Linked DNA regions of Homo sapiens: region 1 is linked to region 2. The links are chromatin contacts, found by Hi-C or POLR2A ChIA-PET in ENCODE. All regions are on one chromosome and are shown on one strand. The core of a region is the stretch at or near the end of the contact, and the rest is flanking DNA. Distances in the headings are between cores, read along the strand shown. Region 1 overlaps PTPN14 (protein tyrosine phosphatase non-receptor type 14). Region 2 overlaps PTPN14 (protein tyrosine phosphatase non-receptor type 14).

Region 1 (5,016 bases), core at 10-2,509, 42 kb after region 2:
TGTAATTTTTAGAACTGAGTTATGATTTCTACTGTTATAACACGGCTCTCCATTATAACAGGTTATTTCCAGGCATATTTTGGGTTGCCGCGTAAGTTCTGTGGTGCCAGGGAATAGCTCTTTTCATTCATTCTTCCCTATCCGCCTGCCTCTCAGATGTACGTTTATAAAAAATGCTTTGCGTGTGCTTACATATTTCTAATGATTGGGGTATAGGCCAATGAGTTTCCAGGCCATCATCCCTTCAAAAGTTGAGCCTAGGAAGGGACTGTGCCAGGCCTTTCTGTATACCAGGAAACGAATTCAAAACCACTGAAGGCAGAGTAGGCTCATTCTGATGTTACTTGATGGTCACGGGGGCAGAGGAAGCCATGACGGCTAAAACATCTCCAGAGAGCTCTGTAAGGCAACAGTTGCGTAGCTGACTAGTCAGCATCTCTACCAGCTGAACCCCAGGCCCCTGGAACCTGTGATGTGCTGACTACTATGGGCTCAGAAGAACTGATTACACACATCTTTTCCCAACTACCCTTCCGTAACACCACAGTGGGAGGATTTACATCACAGAAATAGGCTTGCTAAACACTGGCCAGGGAAGCACTGCTTAGGATGGTGAGATGGAATCAAGAGGAATAATCCAAAATAAGCAGACCGAAGCAATGCATTCTTGAGAAATTGATAGAGGTAGAGATTCTAGAGTTTGTCTCATGCCTGTGGTGGCCTGGGGCTCAAGCCCCAAGCCAGCTGCCTCTAGCTTTCCTGGGCAGCAGGTCCCACATATTCCAGGCTAGTAAGCACCAAGAGGGTCACAGATGGGCACCATTTTCCTGTGACCTCCAGAGCAGATGTCAGAAGGAACTCTGAGCTACACCCTGATGGGTACCTGAAGCTCATCCTACTAGGATGGGAGGTAGGGACTGATGTTTTGGCAGAAATCATACCAAACGCCCCATTCCTTTGATTCTAAAATACCACTTATATAAAGATTCATCTCCAACTTAACTTTACATGGATGAAAACACTACCCCTAAAAATGTACACCTCAAAACTGTGAAAAACATCCCATCTCAAATCATTAAAATCTGAAAAATCAATATATTTTAAAACTGGAAAGCACAGACATAAATGTATGCTAAAAATTCTATAGCTCTGCACATCCTGCTAATTCTAGAGTTCACGAGAGACTTTAGAGCAGACGGGGAATTATGGCAGCTCTTACTTTTCACATAACTGATTAATTTGCGGTTTCCTGTTTAGCCATCCATTGAAATGACTCAAGTCCGTGATAGGAAATAAGCTCAACATTTTTAGTTTCATGTTGTGGAGTAACAAAGATATCACAAGGCTTAGAAAGTTAGCTATGTATGTGCATCCAGGTATTGAGTAAAAACCCCATTAATTTTGAAAAGCTAATGAAGGGCATGTGGCAACAGAATATAAAATAAAGTGAAGATCAAAAAGTGTTCCATTAAATCTCCGTTTCCTACTTTTAAAAAGAAGCCCAAAGGTACCCCCTCTGCTATTGTTCTCAACTTAACCGCCTCCATCTGCACCTGGGGCCTCCCTGAGGTATGTGCCCTGCCAGGGAGAGTGCGAGCATGGCCCTGTGGGAATGAAAAATGGCAGAATGCATGCCTGTACACAGCCACACACCTGTGGAGCGCCTTGTGTACTTGACTTTGTTCTTTTCTCTGCTGAAGAAATGCCATTTAACAAATTCAATTACTTCATAAGATCAAACACAGCCATTCATCCTATCTTCCCTCCCCCACCAAAGGAATGCATTCTCTTTGAAAGCTCCAGTGGAACCAAGGAAAAAGTTTACACCCTTCTAAGACTACCCCCGGCCTACTCAGCAAGGTCAACACCTGGGCCTGGCATGCAGACCATTCTTCAATGTGACTCAGCTTCCCCTTCCAGACCTCCTTGCCCAAGAGGTCAAGCCCCAGGCCGACACCTCTTCTAACACACACTGCTTTTACATTTCCATTCGGAAAGGATGGGCCTTTACATGCCCATCCCCTCTGGGAGAACCATCCCATAACGTCATGCAGTGTGAAATGCCACATCATCCTTACGTCCTGTCTCAGCTACCACTTCCCTCAATAGGGCTCTCCTCTCTCCCCAGCTGGACGTAAGCATTTTCGCCTTTTGAACTACCTCTTCCCCTTGTGCGTGTCTCTTCTCGTATTCTGCCTACTGCATTTCTTACACAGTTATGTGTATACTCGTCTTATCCTTGATCCTTGTCTCCCACCCTCTATCAGAGTACAGGCTCCTCGAGGGCAGCAATTCTTCTTCATATCACTTAAGGGGCCTATCATAGGGCTTTTGTGCAATGACAGCTTATAAGGGCTAAATATATAGTAAGTGATCAATACATGCTTCTTGAACTGAACTCACTATGCGACATGTAAATTTCATATTGTCAAACAAAAGTTTAATTACACAGAGCTGATTAACAATCACTTGTACCTTCTGCCTGCACTCTGTCTGCTCACATAACAAAATCCAAAAAAAAAAAAAAGCATAGAGTGATGTTACCTGGAAAACACACTCTTCAACGGTCTTATATTTGCAAGACATAGAGACAGAATAATAGTGCTAATAACAATAATAATATGACAACTAAATAAACAGTTATTGAGAATTTACCATGTGGCAACTTGTATTATGTATTTCATACTAGGTATTTCACAATGTATTATGTCTTTTAATGCTTACAACGAAATTAGGCTTGTTATTCTCATTTTTAGATGAGAAAACTGAGGGTTGGAAAGGTTAAAAAACTTGCCCAAAGTCATATAGCCAATAAGAGGCACAGCTGGGATAGGGTCACAGCACTGCCTAGCAAAGGTGCCACGAGATTGCCAACCACAGGTCACAGTGCACCCAGGATACAATGGGGCAGGGGCAGGGGCTGAAAGTGGACAGCTGATAACTAAAGCCTAGGAATATTCACAACTCGGATAAGGCTTCTGCCACATCATCTTCAGCATCCCACAGGACTTTTTGGGATGACGAAAGTGTTCCATATCTGAGCTTTCCAATACAGTAGCCTCTAGACACATGCGGCTATGGTGCACTAAAAATGTAGCCAAGGCCGTTGCAGTGGCTCAGCCTGTAATACCGGCACTTTGGGAGGCCAAGGAGGGAAGATCACTTGAGGCCAAGAGTTTGAGACCAGCCTAGCCAACATGGTGAAACTCCATCTCTACTAAAAATACAAAAATTAGCCAGGCATGGTGGCACATGCCTGTTGTCACAGGAGGGACTTAGGAAGCTGAGGCAGGAGAATCGCTTGAACCCAGGAGGCGGAGGTTGCAGTGAGCTGAGATTGCGCCACCGCACTCCAGCCTGGGTGACAGAGCGAGATTGTCTGAAAAAAAAAAAAGAAAAAAAAAAGTAGCCAATGCAATCTAGCAACTAAATTTTTAATTTTATTTAACTTGCATTAATTTAAATTTGAATATAAATATCCACACATGGCTAGCAGCTACCACCCTGAAGAGAGCCATTTTAGATCCAAGAATAACAATGTCAATATCTGTCTGTCCAATGATGAGATTTATGAAGTTTATGCTGTTTACATATCTGATTTGCCTAGAGTTTAGTGGAAACACAGTCTCATTCTGAAAGAGGTATGATGCACGAAATAACTCCTTTACTACTTCATAGCACTTTAACCTGTCAGAGCATTTTACCATTTACAAACTCATAAATATCATGCTGGTAATCACCTTTGAAAACTCTGAGAAGCACCCAAACCTGATCTCTTCCTAAAGGCAACGTAATAAAGGCCTTTAATGAGAGTAAGGCGAATAAGAAATAGGAAATTATCAACCCTCCAATACCAACTACCCCATTTGACACAAACATGTACACACTCTAAAATTCTAAGGTTTGAGCCTCACTTCCCTCCCACCAAGCACGCTGGGAAACACCCTGACTTTTGGGATGAGCTTCTGAGACATTAGAAATGTTGACTCAAGCATATTGACATTAAGCCCTAAGAAGAACTGCTCTGTTAAGTAATATGTTAATCTCTGGAGTTTCATTTAATGAGTAGAATTAATAAGGTATGAAAACAGCAGGCACAGCAGATAATACCACTGTTTACTTGGAGGGAAATAAAATAAGAATGGAGGCTGGACACAGTGGCTCACGCCTGTAATCCCAGCACTTTGGGAGGCTGAGGCGGGTGGATCACCTGAGGTTAGGAGTTCAAGACCAGTCTGGCCAACATGGTGAAACCCCCCGTCTCTACTAAAAATACAAAAAATTAGCTGGGCATGGTGGTGGGCATCTGTAATCCCAGCTACTCAGGAGGCTGAGGTTGTAGTGAGCTGAGATGGTGCCATTGCACTCCAGCCTGGCAACAAGAGTGAAACTCTGTCTCAAAAAAAAAAAAAAAGAATGAATGGAGTTATTCATGAAAAGTTAGAGATGTGCAATATTCCCTAACCATTAAGACCAAGATTAGCTTTGGACCAATTTAGACTGACCTCATGCACTAATATGGATAATTCCAGACTTACCTATCCCAGTCTCTCAAAACCTAAAACCTTTGTCACCAGACACTCTACTTTCTCCCATATGCCATCACTGATAAGTTGCCAGATTTTGCCTATTTTACTTCAAAATATCCCTTGCTTTGCTTTCTTGTTTTTCTTTCACTAACACCTAAATTATATCCTTTGCCCAGAACACAACAAGATTCCCAGCTGACCAGCTTGAATCCAGCAGTTCTCAAAGTGTGGGGTCTGCAGAACTCAAAGGAGCCCATGCATTCTAACTCCTCAGAAGTTTCCAGTCTCATCTGCCACAACTCTCCACCCGTAGCTACAGTCAAACCAGCCAGTGGATGCTTTCTGAACACCCAGGCCACACTGCCTCTGCTCCTTCTCTCTCTGTCTAAATCATTCCTTGCTCCCTATCTTTTTGCCTAACAGCACACATGCCATTAGTCTTTCAGCCTTCCCTAATCCCCCAAGGGCATGTGACCTCTCCCCATAT
Region 2 (5,240 bases), core at 288-2,787:
GCCTGCAGAATTATGAGTCAACTAAACCTCTTTCCTTCATAAATTACCCAGTCTCAGGTAGTTCTTTATAGCAGTGTGAGAATGGACTAACACAGATACTAACAGGACTTAGCTCACAGTGTCACTGCAAAGGCTACTTGTGTTAATACTATCAGGCTCTTAGAATAGTGCGTATACATGGTAAACACTAGACACAAGTTAGCTGTTACGATATTATTTTCAATGTTGTCACCATCACCACCTCCTCCACCACCACATCCTCCTCCTCCTCCTCTACCATCATCCCCATCTCAATTACCTGTAGGACTGAGCCTAAATGACAGTATATTGTCTGATATGTTCAAGTCTGGGGATATGACAAAGAAAGTTCTCCTGGTCTTCAATGAAAGGGTCCCAGCTGGCTTAAAGATTCATTCACTCCCACAGGCTCTGCTCTTAACTGCCCCCAAGCCAAGGAAGCACAAAGCAGTTGACAATTGCTCAATCTTGTCTAGAAGACATTTTCTCCTCCTCACTTTATGAAGGAGGTATAACTTACTCAGAAAAGCAGCAAGATCAAGACATCTGCCCTTTGGCTACTGAGATCCTGACCTTTTGTAATTAGCTGTAGCTGGAACAGACAGCTACATCCAAGGGACTGAGTGTCCTGCAGACCATAAAACGAGTGCTTTCTGAAAAACTCTATGCACCTTAAAAAGTCTCAGCTAACACTCAGTGACCAAAAGCACTGGGCCACAGGGAGGCTTCCCAGAGCAGCCTGGGACAGCTGTCCCCACTCCCCACTGCACAGCTACCAACCTCATTGTAAGTGTCTGTGTTTCATTGTTTCTGCTCAACTTTTCTGTGTTTAGAATGAGACTGAGAGGGACAAGTCCAGGAAAAAGAAAGGCCATTTCATTGACAGAATTAAAACTGCATGAATTACAGACTAAAATATAAAGTATGCTAAATCCAGAAGCTGTGGAAAGAAGGCAGGGGAGTTTGGACAGGAGAAAAATGGTCCCACAATTTAATATATATTTGTTAAAATCTTTGCTTGAAACACAAAATAAACTAAACATGGTCTACTCTTCTCCTGAAATAGGGGCTTGGATCTTACTAGCCAGGCCTGAACAGTACCAGAACAAAAGGAGAGCATTTCTCCCCGCTAACCATCTACCAATAGCAACCATGGGAAATAGGACAGATAAGACTGGCTATATTTGTGCTAGGGGAAGAGAAGTGAAAAATATGAGTCATCTTGCTATCTTTGAATATCAATGGGAACAGAAGTTCTTTTTGGGTTGACCACGTCCCAGCAAAGAATGTTCTGGCATGCAGTTGGGCACTGAGGAAATCCGCTATGTTTGGACACACCATAGAGCATTTAACCACCCTGAGCCTTCACCAAGTCCACAGGAGGCCACACTGGCCGAATCCCTTACTCCAAACTGTTCCGGATTTGATATGCTTGTCTGTGCTCTGCCAGACCAGTAACATCTGGTGTTCAGTGAGCCCCCATGTCATTGCCTCACTGAGGCTCAGCCTTTGATGGGTCTCCAAAGAGCTCAGAACAGAATAGTCTTTCGTGTCAGACAAGACAGAATGGCTTCTTGAGTTGAAAAGGGGAAGTAGGGAGCGGAGCACAGGGAATGGGGAAAGAAGTGGAGTGGCCAGGCTTACGCCTGTAATCCCATCAACTCAGGAGACCGAGGTGGAAGGACTACTTGAGCCTAGGAGTTTGAGGCCAGCCTGGGCAACATAGCAAAACCCTGTCTCAAAAAAAAGAAAAAAAGAAAAGAAAACAAGGGGGGAATTTGGTGACAAAAGTGATATGAAGGGAAGGAAAGGACGATTAGGTGGGGAAGGTGATGATGAGGCCCTCAAGCCATGCACACACTGATTCTACCTCATCTTATTTTGTCTTCCTAGCAATGGATGGATTGAGACTCAGTGGCAGGTTACTCATTGTTCTAGAGATTTCTAGAGACCTCTAGTAGTGATGGGAATAGAGAGGCAAACAATAAAAAAATCCTATGTGGGGCAAAATGGTAAAAACTCAGAGGGCAATGACATTTCTGTTATGTAGTCTCAACTGATTCCATGATGAACATTTCGCTCAAGCTTTGTTTTATGTTTTTCTAACATTGGGCTACAGTTGGGATTGCCCCTTTTCCAATTTTTAGCAGCACAAACATTCATTCCCATGGACAGACTGGAAGATTCTCAAAATTATCTTTTCATGGGCAGAGAGTTTAATGTCTAAGCTTAGCATTCGTTGTTTTCCTGGATGATTCAATATGACAAACTTCATGTAGCAATATTTAATCTGATTTTCAAACGATTCATGCTATTGAATAAATAGGTATATTATCATATAAATTCCTCCACAGAGTTGCAACAAATCATTCTGTAATTTAAAAACTACCAAACCACAAGTTTCCTTTAATTTTTCAAGCCATATAATTTGAAAACTGAGTAAGAACCAAATCTTACTCAGCGTTTGGAGGCAGAGTGAAGACAGGAAATAACTCTGGACCCAGACACAGACCTTGCTTCTGGCTTCAGTACCACTGCGTAAGAGCCACATGGCACTAGACAAATCATGTAATTATTTCTGGGCCTCAGTTTCCTCTTCTGTGAAATAGGAAGAGTGACATGTTCATGGCTCCTCTACTTGGCTGATATGGCAGGCAAAAGCCCCTTAAAACTTCTAATGTCCCACGTAGCTAGAAGGTAGAACTATTCCTTAGCTTTTGACTGCTGTTTGTCTCACCTACACAAAATTGAAAGTCTCTCAGTGTAACTCCCTAATCCTACAGCAGCAAAGGAATGCCACGCACCTTGTGTGCACAGGCTCAGCAGCACCCCACTTCTGCAGGGAGAAGGGGTAGGGTGACCCGCTGATGCAAAGACGGGGATGTTTGCGTGCTCAAAGTATCTACTCTGCTCCGCTACACCACGCAACAACCAGACTAGACAAGCAAACAACCCCTCAAACCTCACTCTGAAGAATGAAAAACATTTTCCAAGTAGACACATTTTCACCTAGCATTTAGGCCAGAACACATCCTAGAAATGCAAGATGCATCGAAACTATATGGGGTCAAATAACTCACCATGGAAAATTACCCACAATAAAACCAGGCTATCTACAAAATGCCAAAGACTTCTGGAAGTAGATGCCGCCTAAGATCACATTTTCTAAGTGTTTTCTATTGCACACCCTCATTTCTCCTGTTTTATCTGGGTATCTACACGGAGCAGTGGGAGGGCAAAAAGATAAGGAGGGCTGTAAATGTCAGAGTCAAACTAGGAACCAGGAGCCTGGAAAACTCTGGTTGGGAGACAGGAAATTAACCACTGAAAATGCAAGGGTGCAGGCAAAGGTTTGGCCAGGGTGTAGACTTGTCCCCAAGGTGGAGTATCCGGAGAGAAGCCCAGAATGACTCACTTCGTTATGTTCCAAGCAGTAGATCATCAGCTCAGAAAGAATGAGCACGCCGGTCCTTCCCACCCCAGCACTACAGTGGACCACGATGGGCGGGTGCCGGTTCTTGGTGCCTTCCAGCATGCTGTTGGTATGGCGACGGACCGACTGGATCTCCTCCAAGTAGGCTGCAGGACAAAATGCAAATTCTGTCACCAAAGTCCTCCATGGCTTCGCATGTAAGTTGGGGAGGGGGGAGCGGAAGAGAACTGATGGTGAGTGTGTGTGTGTGTGTGTGTGTGTGTGTGTGTGTGTGTGTTTTAAGTGACAATAATTTATAGTTCTTACAAGACACTAATTATTTGGCTGGTACCCAATGTACAGTCCTGGATCCAGACAGGACCAGCTGGGAGTCAATTAGTTCGTGGGAGAATTTGTTCTTTAAATTAAATAGTACTTTTTTAAAAATTAAATTCTGTTTTCCCCTCTGCAAATCCCTAAGTCCCTCAAGCAGATGATTCTAGACATTACTTACAGCAATTCCTGCTATTAACAGACTGGGATCAGAACAACTGCTAAGTCCCCTTGAAACGCCCGCCTGTCAGAGCCAATTTCTGGTGGGGAGAGAGCATCCATCTGCCCCTTCTTCCTTCCCCTCACTGATGAGTGAATGTCAACTGAGGCTTGACTTCATTTTTGGGTTTTAAAGTAGACTTTGGGGAGTCTGCTTTTCAGCATGGATTCCACGGGGCTATGTGAGTAGCCCAAGATGAACCCCCATTCTGGAGGCAACATGTGTGTGAGGTGGAGGGGGTCATGATACCCCCCATGCCTTCTAGCATCTGCTTGGCTCAGCAGGGCTGTGCAGGGAGGGGTGCGTTCATGACTCCAATTAGGCACAAAAGAAAAATCACAGGATTCCAAGCCTTAATGACTTTTTCACAACCATGACAAAAGAGAAAAGTATGGAAATGTAATCCTCAGACACTCCAAAAACCCCCAAAATGTAATTAATAATTTAGATTTTGTAGTAGCTCAGGACAGAAACAGGTTTAAAGGTTCTTGATACTCAGTGAACCTCATCCTAAGGCAAAAGTGTAAACCAGACTATAGGGGAAATGTTTACATTGTTGAAGAGAAAAAAGTAGGTTTGAACCATTCAAATAATTTCAAAGCACCTGTTTACAGACATATATAAATAATCCATACTTTCCTTTATAAACTTATCTAATTACAAAATAATCTGAAGTGCTTTACCAAAAAACCAAACTATTATTATCACTACTACTACTACTACGATGATGATGACTAGTAGTAGTTATTAGTACTAGTCATAGCAGTACTACTAGTAGTAGTAATGTACAATGAGATAGGACAAAATAAAAAAGAAAGAAGGGCTGGGCTCAGTGGCTCATGCCTATAATCCCAGCACTTTAGGAGGCTGAGGTGGGCGGATCACCTGAGGTCAGGAGTTTGAGACCAGCCTGACCAAGATGATGAAACCCTGTCTCTACTAAAAATACAAAAATCAGTCGGATGTGGTGGCACGAGCCTGTAATCCCAGCTAGTAATTCCAGCTACTCAGGAGGCTGAGACAGGAGAATTGCTTAAAAACTGGAGGCGGAGGTTGCAGTGAGCCAAGATCCCGCCACTGCACCCCAGCCTGGGCACCAAGAGCAAAACTCCGCCTCAATTAAAAAAAGAAAAAGAAAAGGAGATGCCGTGAGATGCATAGAGGGAGTAGTTACTATTAGGTACCAATACAAGCTAGATATTGTGTGTGGAATCTTCTTTACAATTTTTCTGCGAGGGGGAAAAGACATTAGGCAAC

What was found. Hi-C counts contacts between places; a loop is a spot of excess contacts on that map. ChIA-PET counts read pairs that join two places held with the same protein, here RNA polymerase II (POLR2A).
Region 1: a loop to region 2 is called in a map of endothelial cell of umbilical vein, with 2.3 times the contacts of the local background. The contact joins two enhancer-like sites. A Hi-C loop is called at or near these places in 3 of 168 maps with a recorded cell type or tissue (breast epithelium, endothelial cell of umbilical vein and posterior vena cava) and 1 of 37 single-sample maps with no recorded cell type. POLR2A ChIA-PET finds 5 or more read pairs at or near these places in 6 of 52 experiments (A673, Caco-2, H1 and 3 more).

What each region holds. Positions count from the first base shown.
Region 1 is chr1:214,403,097-214,408,112 of GRCh38, forward strand. The region is part of intron 5 of PTPN14 (protein tyrosine phosphatase non-receptor type 14); the gene reads right to left. Among named protein-coding and RNA genes, the nearest start is that of SMYD2, 120 kb to the left of the region's middle. Within about 2 kb of position 1,260, at least 5 of the 41 ENCODE cell types and tissues checked have a DNase peak (open chromatin) inside an H3K27ac peak, as active enhancers do.
Region 2 is chr1:214,361,079-214,366,318 of GRCh38, forward strand. It overlaps PTPN14 (protein tyrosine phosphatase non-receptor type 14), which reads right to left. Exons shown (of 19, transcript NM_005401.5): 18 at 3,434-3,597. Among named protein-coding and RNA genes, the nearest start is that of SMYD2, 83 kb to the left of the region's middle. Within about 2 kb of position 1,538, at least 8 of the 41 ENCODE cell types and tissues checked have a DNase peak (open chromatin) inside an H3K27ac peak, as active enhancers do.